2 separate regions of the Homo sapiens genome follow, and region 2 is linked to region 1. Evidence: chromatin contacts called from ENCODE Hi-C or POLR2A ChIA-PET data. All regions are on one chromosome and are shown on one strand. The core of a region is the stretch at or near the end of the contact, and the rest is flanking DNA. Distances in the headings are between cores, read along the strand shown.

Region 1 (7,002 bases), core at 1,251-3,750:
TATATGGAGTGTGTGTAGTGTGTATGGTGGTGTGTGTGTAGTGTGTATATGGGGTGTGTGTAGTGTGTAGGGTGGCATGTATGTAGTGTGTATATGGGGTATGTGTAGTGTGTATGGTGGCGTGTGTATAGTGTGTATATGCGGTGTATGTAGTGTGTATGGTGGTGTATGTGTGGTGTGTATGTACTGTGTATATGGGGTGTGTGTAGTGTGTATGGTGTTGTGTGTATGTGTGGTGTGTGTGTAGTGTGTATAGGGTGTGTGTGTAGTTGTGTGTGTAGCTCTAGAGACAGAACTGTGACCAAAAGCATCAAAAATGTGATAAGTTCAATGCCAAAGTTATCAAAGTAAGACAACTAGTTTTCAATCCATCATTAAAAAATGGTAAATGAAAACATTAGTTTTGGAAATTCAATATGAGTATAAATCCTTATATTGTACTGTGTATATATGGTGTGTGTAGTTGTGTGTATGTGGTGTATGTATGGTGGTGTGTGTGTAGTATGTATATGTGGTGTGTGTAGTTGTGTGTATGGTGGTGTGTGTAGTGTGTATATGAGATGTGTGTGTAGTTGTATGTATGTGGTGTGTGTTTGTGTGGTGTGTGTAGGGCATATATGTGGTGTGTGTAGTTGTGTGTATGTGGAGTGTGGTGTGTAGTGTGTGTATGTGGTGGTGTAGTTGTGTGTATGTGGTATGTATGTAGTTGTGTGTGGTGTGTGTGGTGCATATATATGGTGTGTGTAGTGCCTATATGTGGTGTGTGTAGTTGTGTGTGTGTGGTGTGTGGTGTCTAGTGCGTATATGTGGTGTGTGCTGTGTGTAGTTGTGTGTGTGGTGGTGTGTGTGTAGTGTGTATATGTGGTGTGTGTAGTTGTGTGTATGGTGGTGTGTGTGTAGTTGTGTGTGTGGTGGTGTGTGTGTAGTGTGTATATGCGGTGTGTGTAGTTGTGTGTATGGTGGTGTGTGTGTAGTGTGTGTGGTGGTGTGTGTGTAGTGTGTATATGCGGTGTGTGTAGTTGTGTGTATGGTGGTGTGTGTGTAGTTGTGTGTATGTGGTGTGTGGGCACGCATGGCTCTCGCCTCTCAGGGTGTCCTCTATCTGAAGCCCCTGGTATCTGTAGCACCCCCCAACGGCCTCTTGTGTCTGGCCTATTGTGGTTGGATTTCTTTAGTAGTGGCACCGCTTTCAGTAAACTCTTGTCACCTCCCACTCCTCATTCACACTGTGTCCTCTTTGGTACCTGCAGATTCTGACCTTTTCCACGTCTCTCAGGAGCTATTGCGACTTGCTTTTCGTTGGCATTTTCCTTAACCCCATGCCTAAGTTTTAGCTTTCTCCACCTCATTCAATCATTTACCTGACTACTTTTGCATGATTTCCAATTTTCCAAAAAATTAGCATATTTTGTCCATTTTGTCTCCCAATAATCTCTGACCTTGTGGGCCTACACTTTTTTTTTTTTTTTTTGAGACGGGGTCTTGCTCTGGTGCCCGGGCTGGAGTGCAGTGGCATGATCTCTGCTCACTGCAGCCTCCACCTCGGGGGCTCAAGTGATCCTCCTACCTCAGCCTTTTTGCCATGTTGCCCAGGCTGGTCTCAAACTCCTGAGCACAAGAGATCTGATCTGCCTGCCTCGGCCTCCCAAAGTGTTGGGATTATGGGTGTAAGCCACCACACCAGGCACAGGTCTATGCTTTTAAAAAAAGATCCATTATTAGCCTGGTTTTACTAAGGTTTCTGGAGGGAGCAGAGATAAATAGATGTGCTTTATGTTACTGTGTGTAATTCAAAGTCCAGGACCTAGATTATTGCATGAATTAACGGGAATATACTAGCCAAAACGATTTTCTAAGTCATTCTGTAAAATCTATGAGCTTGTTATACCCTAAATCGACTTATTTCTAAATTCTAGTTCTCATGAAGTTTGGCCATCTTTGCCATTTTAACGTGTATAATAGTTGAGTAGCATTAAGTACGTTCACATGGTTGTGCAATCTGCAGAGCTTTTTCATCTTGTAAAACTGAACTCTGTGCCCATTAAACAACTCTTCTTTTGTGCCTCTGCCAGCCCCTGGCATCCACCATTCTACTTTCTGTCACTGTGAGTTTGACTGCTCTGGGTACCTGTTGTAGGTGGAGTCATATGGCATCTGTCCTTTTGTGTCTGGCTTATTTCACTTAAGCATAATGTTAAGTAAAAAGTTCATCCTAGGCCGGGCGAGGTGGGTCACACCTGTAATCCCAGCACTTTGGGAGGCCAAGGCAGGTGGATCACCTGAGGTTAGGAGTTCAAGACCAGCCTGGCCAACATAGAGTGAAAACCCGTCTCCACTAAAAAATACAAAAATCAGTTGGGTGTGGTGGTGCATTCCTGTAGTCCCAGCTATTTGGGAAGCTGAGGCAGGAGAATCGCCTGAAGCCGGGAGGGGGAGGTTGTAGTGAGCTGAGACTGCGCCACTGCACTCCAGCCTGGCATATGACATATGACAGGACTTCCTTCCCCTGTGGGGCCGAATAAGATTCCACCGTAGGTGTGAAACCATGTTTTGTTTATCCCTCCATCTGTTGGTGGACTTTTGGATTGCTTGCTTCTTCTGTTGTTGACAACACTGCTAGGAACATGACTGTGCAAATCTCTCTTTGCGATCCCGCTTCAGTTCTTTTGGATATATGCACAGCAGTGGGGTTCCTGGATCATATGGTGGCTCTATTTTTAACTTTTTGAGTTACCACCATACGTTTTCCACAGCAGCTGTGCCGTTTCCACATTCCCATCATCAGTGCACAAGGTTCCAATTTCTTCAGTCTTTTTTAAAAATAAATACATGCTCCTTTTGAGTACATTTCAAAGATAGAAACATTAAAAAAAATTAAAATCACCCATACCCTGTCCTACCGTGAGAATTGTTAACATTTCCTTTTCTCTAATTTTAAGTAAAAATTTAACTTTACTGGTTAGGAGCCAGTATTTTGAGTCCTAGTGTTAGGCTGACCTCTAGAGGTAGAACTGGCACATTGCAGCCTTCTACTAGTGCCTCTAACCTGACGTTAACTGTTAAGTGTGGCAATGCCACAGCCTGGTATGTGTGTGGCATTTGAAAATCCCGGTTGATTGGCACATCTTTTCTAGGTGTTTATGTACGTCTTCTACAAAGCTTGATGCAGAAGTTCTTCCAAAAGAATAAAAAAAATTGGAATTAATCTAACTGGGACAAAATGTTGCCAAAAGGCTGGGTTTGATTTGTGGCATGTGGATTTGTTGGCCCTAAAGAGAACACAGGGGTCTGTCTGCAGATGTCGGAAGCTCCTCCGCAGCTTTCACTGGACGTCCCTCGGGACCACACAGCAGGGTCCTGGAGTTTGCAGTTGGCTGATGGGTTCATGTGTGACCGTGTCTCTCCCTCATGCCCAGGTTCTCTGTCCTACCTGTGTGTGCTGCCCAGGGAGGAAGGGCCTGAGGCAGAACCACCACTGCACATTCCTCAGCCTGAGTCTGCTCTGAAAGAGGCGAGTGGTTGTGTCTTTTCTTGCCACTGCTTGCTGTCTCCATGGGACATTCTCATTCCGGGGTGGTCCCTGGAGGATCGAGGAACAAGAGACTCCTGTTCTCCCATTATCTGTCTAATCTCATGCAGTACTTTTGGGAAAAAAGGCTAAAAGTTTGCTTTGGATTAGTGGAAAGGTTTGAAGACGCACAGCTGGCCTACTAAGGCTTGGAGCAGGTGCTTTGAGCACATCAGGCGCTCAGACATAGTTTCCTAAAGGATGCAATGGTTACTCACTATGTTCCCAGACCTTGGCATCCAGAGACCCTGTGTGTGTTCAGTGGAAAGATGGTTGGGTGAGGCTGGGATGATGGCGCTAAGAGATTCATTTAGGTTTTGTTTACTTAAAAAGTGACAAAGAGGATTGGCGGTGGTTAGTTCTGGAGGGTGGAGAGATGAGGATGTTTATTATTCTTTCTACATTTAAAATTTCTTAAATAAATTATGAAAAGGAAATAGTCTTAGAAAAGCAATGGGCGCAGTATTAAACATCTCACTTATTCCTCCGTAACACAAAAAACTTTCAATTAAGCTGAAGTGAGTTTTTGCTTGGTAGCTACAAATAGCTCTTCTGCCATATGAATGTTTTTCTTCTGGTTGTGTTTATGGGCAGTGTGGTTGTCTTTTACCAATGTTGACTCCAAGGCTTAGCCACTGCTGCAGGTCAAACTTATATAAATCGTATAGTTAAAAACTGAAAAATTCAAATGTGTTGTAATCTCCAAACAAAGTCTGCGCTAGGCCCTTTCAGGCTATAAAGGACAGGGTACTCTGATTTCTGCTCTTGATGAGGGTTGATTGTGATACCAGGCGAGGGAGTAAGAGATACAGGACACCATCTCTGCGGCTGCATCTTTGTCGCAGAAACAGACATTGTTCAGGGGACACCTGAGCCTCTGATAGTCAGCCAGTGGCTCTGGCAGCTCACAGCAGTTATAGGGTGGCTGTGTCCTTTTCTAAAGTCCTGACTTTTTATGGCCTGTGGTCATGGTGACTCCACTACGGGCTGTGTTTCTGTTGCTCCTTCCTGCCCTCAACCAGTCTGCCCACTGTGGAAGTCTGCATTTCTTCTCCTTCTCCTTCTCCTTCTTTCTTCTTCTTCTTCTTCTGATGGAGTTTAGCTCTGTCGCCCAGGCTGGAGTGCAGTGGCGTGATCTCGGCTCACTGAAATATCCACCTCCCAGGTTCAAGTGATTGTCCTGCCTTAGCCTCCTAAGTAGCTGGGATTACAGGGATGTGCAGCCTCACCTGGCTAATTTTTGTATTTTTAGTAGAATCGGGGTTTCACCATGTTTGCCAGGCTGGTCTCAAACTCCTGAGCTCAGGTAATCTGCCCACCTCGGCCTCCCAAAGTGCTGGGATTACAGGTGTGAGCCACCGCGCCTGGCCTGGGTCTGCATTTCTGACCGCCCTGTCGCTATAGGGCTCAGGCTTCCCTTGGGCTGGTTACTGCAGCCACCACCGGCTGCCTATGGGCCTCTGCCATTGGCCCAGATTCACATGTGGGGTCCAGTCCGTGGAAGTCATGGTAGTAAGCTCACATGGCAAGAAGGTAATGGAGAATTTCAGAGGCCTGCCTCGGAGCACCAGTTCCAAGGGGTGCTTGACAGCCACAGCTGGCGGCTGCTCAGTCTTGCTAATCTAGAGCTTCGATTGTAACAGCCAACCCGAGTCTGTGCAAGATGGGAATCTAATTGGAGATCTCTGACAGAAGCTAGAGTTCTCTAACAGCTACATCATTGGCGAAAAAGAGAACTTGGATCCCCTAAATGGAGGGTCACCGGTGGGGGCATTGACTCTGAGTGGAGGGGAGGAAGAGTTTCTCTGAGAATTTATAACCATAGAGCAATCCTCAAATTCATACTACCTGTGTCATCTGGAAAACCCCCAAGCCAAGAATTCAGATTGGTTCCTTGGTTGGTAGCACCCCCAAGTGCCTGGCAGGAGCAAATTGCATATCATCCTCAGAACAATATACCTGCAACCACAGTTAGATGTCCAGATTTTTGGCATAGCTTTGGATGAGCCAGAACTTTACATGGCAAATGGGACGTTGCAGATGTAATTGAATTAAGAATGGCAAGATGGGGAGATTATCCTGGAATAGCTGGCTTGGCCTGGTGTAATCACATGGGTCCTTAGAGGGATAAAGGAGGAAGGAGACATGATGGCAGAAACAGGTGGGGCAGGGTTGGCTGGCTATGGAGGGGGAAGGGGTCATGAGCCACGGATGCAGGCAGCCTCTAGAAGCTGAGACAGGCCAGGAATGCATTCTCCCTGAAACCTCCAGAAAGAGTGCGTTCCCTGCTGACGCTTTGATGTTAGTCTACTTGGGGTTTCTGACCTCTAGAACTGTAAGATAATACATTTGTATTGTTTAAGCCACTGTTTGTGATAATTTGTTACAGTAGCAATAAGATATTAATGCTACTGCTTTATTGAGATAAATTTACATGTCATACAATTGACTCATTTGACACGTCCAATTCAGTGGTTTTATAGTATGTTTACAGAGTTGTGTAACAACATTTTCAAAGATGGATCAAAACATACTACACAGTGAATGATAAATGAGCTTTGGATCACATGGTGCTCTCTTTTCCTGAATAAAGCCACTTAAGAGGCACAGTCTGTGTTCAGGGAAGTGTGCTGAGTGCTGTTGATGCTGAATCGCAGGACCCTGTAGGACCCGTGAATGTCTGCGTTTCCTTTTTACCTTAATAGAGGAACCTTTTCTCATGACCCTTTTTGTTATATTTCCCTCCATGATGTTTCAAATATCTATTTACTGGCACTTACCTTGGACCAGTTCTTTTTTGATTTAGCTATTAGAAATCTTAAATTTCTAATCTGTTGCTAAGACACCTCATAGTACCCTATGCAACTAGTAAACTTCCAGATGAACTGGCCAAGACACATATTTGGTTTTGTATATTTTTCACTAACTTACTTTTGTTTTTTGCTTGCTTGTTTTTTGAGACAGGGTCTCGCTCTGTCATCCAGGTTGGAGTACAGTGGCACAATCATGGCTTACTGCAGCCTCCACCTCCTGGGCTCAAGTGATTCTCCCACCTCAGCCTCCCAAGTAGCTGGGACTACAGGTGTGCACCATCACGCCCAGCTAGTTTTTGTATTTTTTGTAGAGACGAGGTTTCACCATGTTGCCCAGGCTGGTCTCAAACTCCCGTCCTCAAGTGACCCGCCTGCCTTGGCCTCGCAAAGTGCTGGAATTACAGGCGTGAGACACTGTGGCTGGCCTCACTAACTTTATAAGCCTCTAATTCAAGGAATTTGTTCTATATGAAAATTTGAAAATGCCTGCTCACTGGGGATGGTGGTCCAGGATATTTAGTACTTAACACTGAGTTGTTTTGTGGGTGATGAGATCTGAGCAGGGATCAGTATGTTTGTCCTTATAATTGTCCAAAATAAGATAGCTGTTTTATGGCCCTA
Region 2 (6,455 bases), core at 550-3,049, 120 kb before region 1:
CAGGACAGATCACTTGAGGTCAGGAGTTCGAGACCAGCCCAGCCAACACGGCGAAACCCTGTCTCTACTAAAAATACAAAAATTATGGTGACGCCTGCCTGTAGTCTCAGCTACTCGGGAGGCTGAGGCAGGAGGATCACTTGAACCCAGGAAGTGGAGATTGCAGTGAGCCGAGATCACACTACTGCGCTCCAGCCTGGTTGACAGAGTGAGACTCAATCTCAAGAAAAAATAAAATAAAAATAAAGTTGTTCTCTGAAGAGCATTCCAGTCTGCATTCTCTGAAGTCTCATTCCAGTAATGACCCACTCAGCAGGAATATGGTGGAGTTCAGTCCAATTCAGGTCAGCCATATCCAAAAGACTACAAGTCATTACTAAGTTGAGCAAAAGAGTTTTTACGTATTAGCAGAAAGGGCCTCTCTGGCAACAGAGATGAAAAATTGGCCCAACTTCATTTCCATCCTTCAGGGAATAGCAAATTGAAGATTTACTTATCTAGGACTTGAATTCCTTCTTTGGGTCCAAGTTAATAAAAGACCAAGAAACTCCTGATTAAACTGGATAATGAAGGATTCTATAGACAGGGCTGCACGTATCGGCTTTGTTTGACTTCTCTTTTCTCAGTTAACATCTCAGAGATGGAACATTCCACATTCCCCAGCAGCGTGTGGGGGCCAACTAAAGTTTACAATTCCGACTAAAAATCACCCTGCTTCTGGCTTATCTGAATCCCTTACCCACCCCACCCCACCAACCCACTCCTACTTATTCAGCACCACACTACCCAGGAAACACACTAGCAAATTGTGCAATGGAATAAAATCCACACTTTTCTTTAGATTCTTGCAACTGTATCATATGTAATAGTATCACTTTTTCTACATTTTGGTCAAATAAATTTTTACATAAACTGAAAAAAAAATTAGCTGGGCTTGGTGGCGGGCGCCTGTAGTCCCAGCTACTTGGGAGGCTGAGGCAGGAGAATGGCGAGAACCCAGGAGGTGGAGCTTGCAGTGAGCCGAGATTGCGCCACTGCACTCCAGCCTGGGAGGCAGAACAAGACTCTGTCTCAAAACAACAACAACAACAAAAAAAAACCAAAAAAAAGTTTTGGTCCAGGACCAACCACATAGACAACAGTGGTCCCATAAGATAATGGTGCTAAAAAATTCCTATTGCCAAGTGACATCCTAGGTGCTGTAATGCTGTATCACACCTCATGTGTTTGTGGTGATGTTGGTGTAAACAAACCTGCACTGTGTCAGTCTTATGAAAGCACAGCACATACAATTATGTACAGTACATAATACTTGATAATAAACAATTATGTTACTGGTTTATGTATTTACTGTACAGTAAGGCATCGCTTGATGATGGGGATATGTTCTGAGAATTATGTCATTAGGCAATTTCATCATTGTGCAAATATCATAGGGTGTACTTACACAAACCTATATGGCATGGCCTACAACACACCTAGGCTATATGGTATAGCCTAATGCTCCTAGTCTACAAACCTCTACAGCATGTTACTGTATTGAATACTACAAGAAAATATAACACAATGGTAAGTATTTGTATATCTAAATCTATCTAAACATAGAAAAGGTACAATTAAAATATGGTATAAAAGATTTTTAAAATGTCATGCCTGTGCAGGGTGCTTACCATGAATGGAGCTTCCAGGACTGGAAGTTGCTTTGGATGAGTCACAAAATAAACTCTGAGTGAATGTGAAGGCCTAGGATATTACTGTACACTTTTATACAACTGGCAGCATAGGTTTGTTTATATCAGCATCACCACAAACAAGTGAATAATGCATCATGCTACAATTTCGAGACAGCTACAACGTCACTAGTGATAGGAATTTTTCAGCTTCCTATCTTACCAGACCACTGTCATATATGTGGTCCATTGTTGACTGAAATGTGTTATATAACTACTTGATTTACAAAATAACATGAGTAATAAGTATCTTATTAATAACTTTTATAATAGCCTATATTAATCTGAACATACAATATTATCTGCTTGATAAATATGAATCAACATTCATATCCACTTTTCTAATGACAATATTAATTTAAATTTAAAAGTATAAATTATGAAAAAAACCACATCTATGCAGTATTATAGACTTTCTCTCTTACCAATCATAACCTGCAGCAAAAGATGTTTCAATTACAGGAGCAATGAGTTTTGCAGATGTCATAATATATTTTTCTGCCATGGCTTTCCTATATCAAATAAACCAAAAAGTTGTATTTAGAGATACAGTATAAAATAGTTTGGATTTCCTAAAATTTAAGTGTAAACATTATCTATCAAAACTAACATACCACAAAAGCCTACTAAACAATGGACAGGTACCATAGAAATCTATTTACGATTCAGGTTTAAAACCATGACTAGGAAACGTAATTAGCAAGCCATGATTGCCTGCCGGGTCAACGGTGTTCATTTCTTTTCTTTTTCTGCTTTATGATGCCTTCTGACAAACTGAAGAGATACTGGAGAAACACAAGGCCCTGCAGCGGAACTTACGTAGCCTACACTGCAGACACGAAAGTAAAGGGTGAAATTACCACTGAAGAAATTGTGTGTGGTAAAGAGTAAAACTGAATTACTATTTGTTGCTTTTGTGTGCATATATGTGTATCTGTATCCGTGTGTGTATATGTATATGTACACGTACGTACATATATAAAATGTGTTATCGTCAAGGTTACTGGAAAATTTCCAAGTGCTTTTCAAAGTGGATATACCAATTTATAGTGGTGGGTAAAAGTTCTCTTAGTCATTTCTTCTTGAATTTATATATAAGTAGTGGTTTTTAAAATGGACTCAAAATGTATATACTATTCTATAACTTGTTCTTTATACTATGCTGTATTAATATAGAAATAATCTTTCCAGGACGGGCGCAGTGGCTCATGCCTGTAATCCCAGCACTTTGGGAGGCCAAGGCAGGTGGATCACAAGGTCAGGAGATCGAGACCATCCTGGCTAACATGGTGAAACCCCGTCTCTACTAAAAATACAAAAAATTAGCCAGGTGTGGCGGCAGGCGCCTGTAGTCCCAGCTACTAAGGAGGCTGAGGCAGGAGAATGGCATGAACCTGGGATGCGGAGCTTGCGGTGAGCGGAGATCGGGCCACTGCACTCCAGCCTGGGTGATAGAGTGAGACTCCGTCTCAAAAAAAAAAAAAAAAGAAAAGAAATAATCTTTCCAAATCATTCAACATTCATCTTGTTATTCTTTCTTTTGAACTTTATTTTGAGACAACTGTAGATTCACATGCATTTGTAAAACATAAGAGATTCCATGTACCCTTTACCCAGTTTCCTCCAACAGTAACATCTTTCAAGTATCACAACCAGATTACTGTCATTGATAACAGTCAAGAAACAGAATATTCCCACTATATTTCCATTCCTTTGTTTTCCTCCAACTCCCACCCCTTCTTCATCTCTCCTAACAACCATTAATCTGATCTCCAGTTCTACAATTTTATCATTTTAAGAGTGTTATATATAAAGAATAAGGTTATATATAATCTTCCAGAATTGGCTATTTTTGCACAGTATACTTCCCTTCAGATCTATCCAATTTGTTGCGTATATCAATATTCATTCCTTTTTGTTGCTGAGTAATATCCATGTTATATGTCAACTGTTACAGAAAAAGCATGTGACAAAATTCAACACTCATTCATCACAAAAACATACGAAATAAGAGACAGCTTTCTCAACATTACTGAATCGTGATTTTTTCCTTAGTTTGTTAGTATGGTGAATTACATTGATTGATTTAAAAATAATGAAGCAACCTTGCAGCCTTCGAATTAATCCTACTTGGTCATGGCGTGTAATTTTAAAAACATATTTCTGAATTTTTAAAAAACAGCTTTATAGGGAGATAACTCATATACCATACAGCTCACCCAATATAAAGTCTACAATGCAATGGTTTAGGTATAGTCACAGATTTGTGCAACAAGCACCACAATCACTTTTGAAACATTTTCATCATCCCAAAAAGAAACATAATATCCATTAGCAGACACTCCCTGGCAAATCTTTATAGATTTGCCTAATTTATACCTTTCATATAAACAGAATCATAAAACGTGGTCTTTTGTGACTGGCTTCTTTCATTTATCATGTTTTCAAGGTTCATCTGTATTGTATTGGTTGGTGCAAAAGCAATTGCATTCAATGGGAAAAATCGCAATTACTTTTGCACCAACCTAACAGCACGTATCAGTACTTCATTCCTTTGTATGGCTGAATCACATCCCATATTATGGATAGACCATATATTATTTATACCTTCATTAATTGTTGCACATTTGGATTATTTCTATTTTTCGATATTATGAATAATATCACTAAGAAAATCTGTATACAAGTTGTCATGTGGACATATACTCTGATTACTTTTGGGTAAATATCTAGACGTAAAATTGCTGGGTTATATGGTAAGTCTATGCTTAACCTTTTGGGGCACTTGTATGCTGTTTTACAAAGCACCATTTTATACTCCTACCATCAGCATTTAAGAGTTCCAATTTCTCCACACTCTTACCAATACTTGTTATTTTCTTTTTTATTATAGCATACTAGTAGGTGTGAAGTAGTATCTCACTGCAGTTTTCAGCTGCATTTCCCTAGCAATTACTGAAGTTCAGCATCTTTTCATGTGTGTATTGGGCATCTGTGTATCTATTTTGAAGAAATATCTATTCATATCTTTTGCACATTTTTAATTGGGCTATTGGCCTTTTTATTATTGAGTTGGACATTACTTATATAGTCTAGAAATAAGTCCCCTCTCAGATACATCATTTGCAAATATTTTCTCCCATTCAGTAGGTCATTTTTTCACTCTCTGGATAGCGTCCTCTGAAGTACATAAGTTTTTAATTTTGATAACGTCCAATTTATCTATTTTTTTCTTATGTCACTTGTGCTTTTGGTGTCATATCTACAAAACCTTTGCTTAACCGACAGTCAATGATATTTCTCTTCTTTTTCTAACAATTTTATAGTTTTAGCTCTTACATTTAGGTCTATAGTTCATTTTAGTTAATTTTTGTGTATGGTGTGAAAGAGATGTACAACTTCATTCTTTTGCAAGAGAATATCCACTTTTCCCAGCACAATTTGTTGAAAAGACTCTCCTTTCTTCTCTTAAATTTTCCTGGCACCTCCACTGGCTATAAACGTAAGAGTTTTTTCCTTGTCTCTCAATTCCATTCCATTCATTTATGCCTCTGTCTTCACAGTGTCTTCATCAATGTTGCTTTCTAGTTTGAGTCCCAACTTTGCTTTTCTTTTTCAACACTGTTTGGGCCATTCTGGTTCCCTTCCATTTCCATATGAGTTTTAGGATCAATTTGTCACTTTCTGTAAAAATGTTGCTGGAATTTTGACAAGGGTGGCACTGAATCTGTACATTAATTTGGGGAGCACTGCCATTTTAATAACATTAAGTGCCTATCCATAAAAATACGACATAATTTATTTAGTATCTTTATATTCTTCCCATGTTTTATGGTTTTCAGAGTTTAGGTTTTGCATTTCTTTCATTAAATTTATTCCTAATAATTTTTATGCAATTATAAATGTTAATTTCATTTTTGGGATAATTCATGGGTAGTGTATAGTGTATTTCTTCTTTTCTTCCTGAGGGGGTGCACAGTTCCTGGAGTTACTGCACTACCAGGTCAATGCATACAGCAGATGGAGCAAGGTCCTATTCAATCTCCCTGCTCCAAAAATCCATTTAACAGATTGTCCTTGGATAGCGGAAGCATCAGATATACAAATACTACACTTCATCTCAGCCACACGGCTGAGAAGATATTAATATATTTCTGCACTACACTATTGATTTTTGTATATTGATTTTTTTTTACTCTACAACCTCATTTATTCTAACAGTTTTAAAGTTGATTCCTTAGGATTTTCTATGTACAAGATCATGTCATCTGAAAAAAGATGGTTTAAACTGTTCCTTTCTAATCTGGATGTCTTTAACTCCAGTTTTAAGTTTATTTGTTTTGCAAACTGCCAAAGATAGAATCTTCCAGTTCAATGATGAACAGAACTGGTGAAAGTGGGCCGGGTGCGGTGGCTCATGCCTGTAATCCCAGCAATTTGGGAGGCCAAGGTGGGTGGATCACCTGAGGTCAGGAGTTCAAGACCAGCCTGGCCAACACGGTGAAACCTTATGTCTACTAAAAATACAAAAAATTAGCCGGGCATGGTGGCAGGCGCCTGTAGTCCCAGCTACTCAGGAGGCTGAGGCAGGGGAATCGCTCGAACCCAGGAGGCGGAGGTTGCAGTGAGCTGAGATTGTGCCATTGCACTCCAGCCTGGGCAACAGAGCAAGATTCCATCTCAGAAAACAAAACAAAACAAAAAACTGGTAAAAGTCGGATATCC

What was found. A loop is a pair of places that touch in the nucleus more often than their neighbours do. ChIA-PET counts read pairs that join two places held with the same protein, here RNA polymerase II (POLR2A). Pooled maps may share reads with other maps.
Region 2: a map of Caco-2 shows a loop between it and region 1 (2.7-fold over the local background). The contact joins two enhancer-like sites. A Hi-C loop is called at or near these places in 1 of 168 maps with a recorded cell type or tissue (Caco-2) and 2 of 50 pooled maps. POLR2A ChIA-PET finds 5 or more read pairs at or near these places in 2 of 52 experiments (AG04450 and activated CD8-positive, alpha-beta memory T cell).

The regions. Positions count from the first base shown.
Region 1 is chr13:20,491,314-20,498,315 of GRCh38, reverse strand. The region is part of intron 2 of CRYL1 (crystallin lambda 1); the gene reads left to right. Among named protein-coding and RNA genes, the nearest start is that of CRYL1, 31 kb to the left of the region's middle. RefSeq lists an enhancer at 4,475-4,974. Within about 2 kb of position 2,500, at least 5 of the 41 ENCODE cell types and tissues checked have a DNase peak (open chromatin) inside an H3K27ac peak, as active enhancers do.
Region 2 is chr13:20,611,580-20,618,034 of GRCh38, reverse strand. It overlaps IFT88 (intraflagellar transport 88), which reads right to left. Exons shown (of 26, transcript NM_006531.5): 14 at 2,156-2,242. It also overlaps the pseudogene RNU2-7P. Among named protein-coding and RNA genes, the nearest start is that of IFT88, 48 kb to the right of the region's middle. Within about 2 kb of position 1,799, at least 2 of the 41 ENCODE cell types and tissues checked have a DNase peak (open chromatin) inside an H3K27ac peak, as active enhancers do.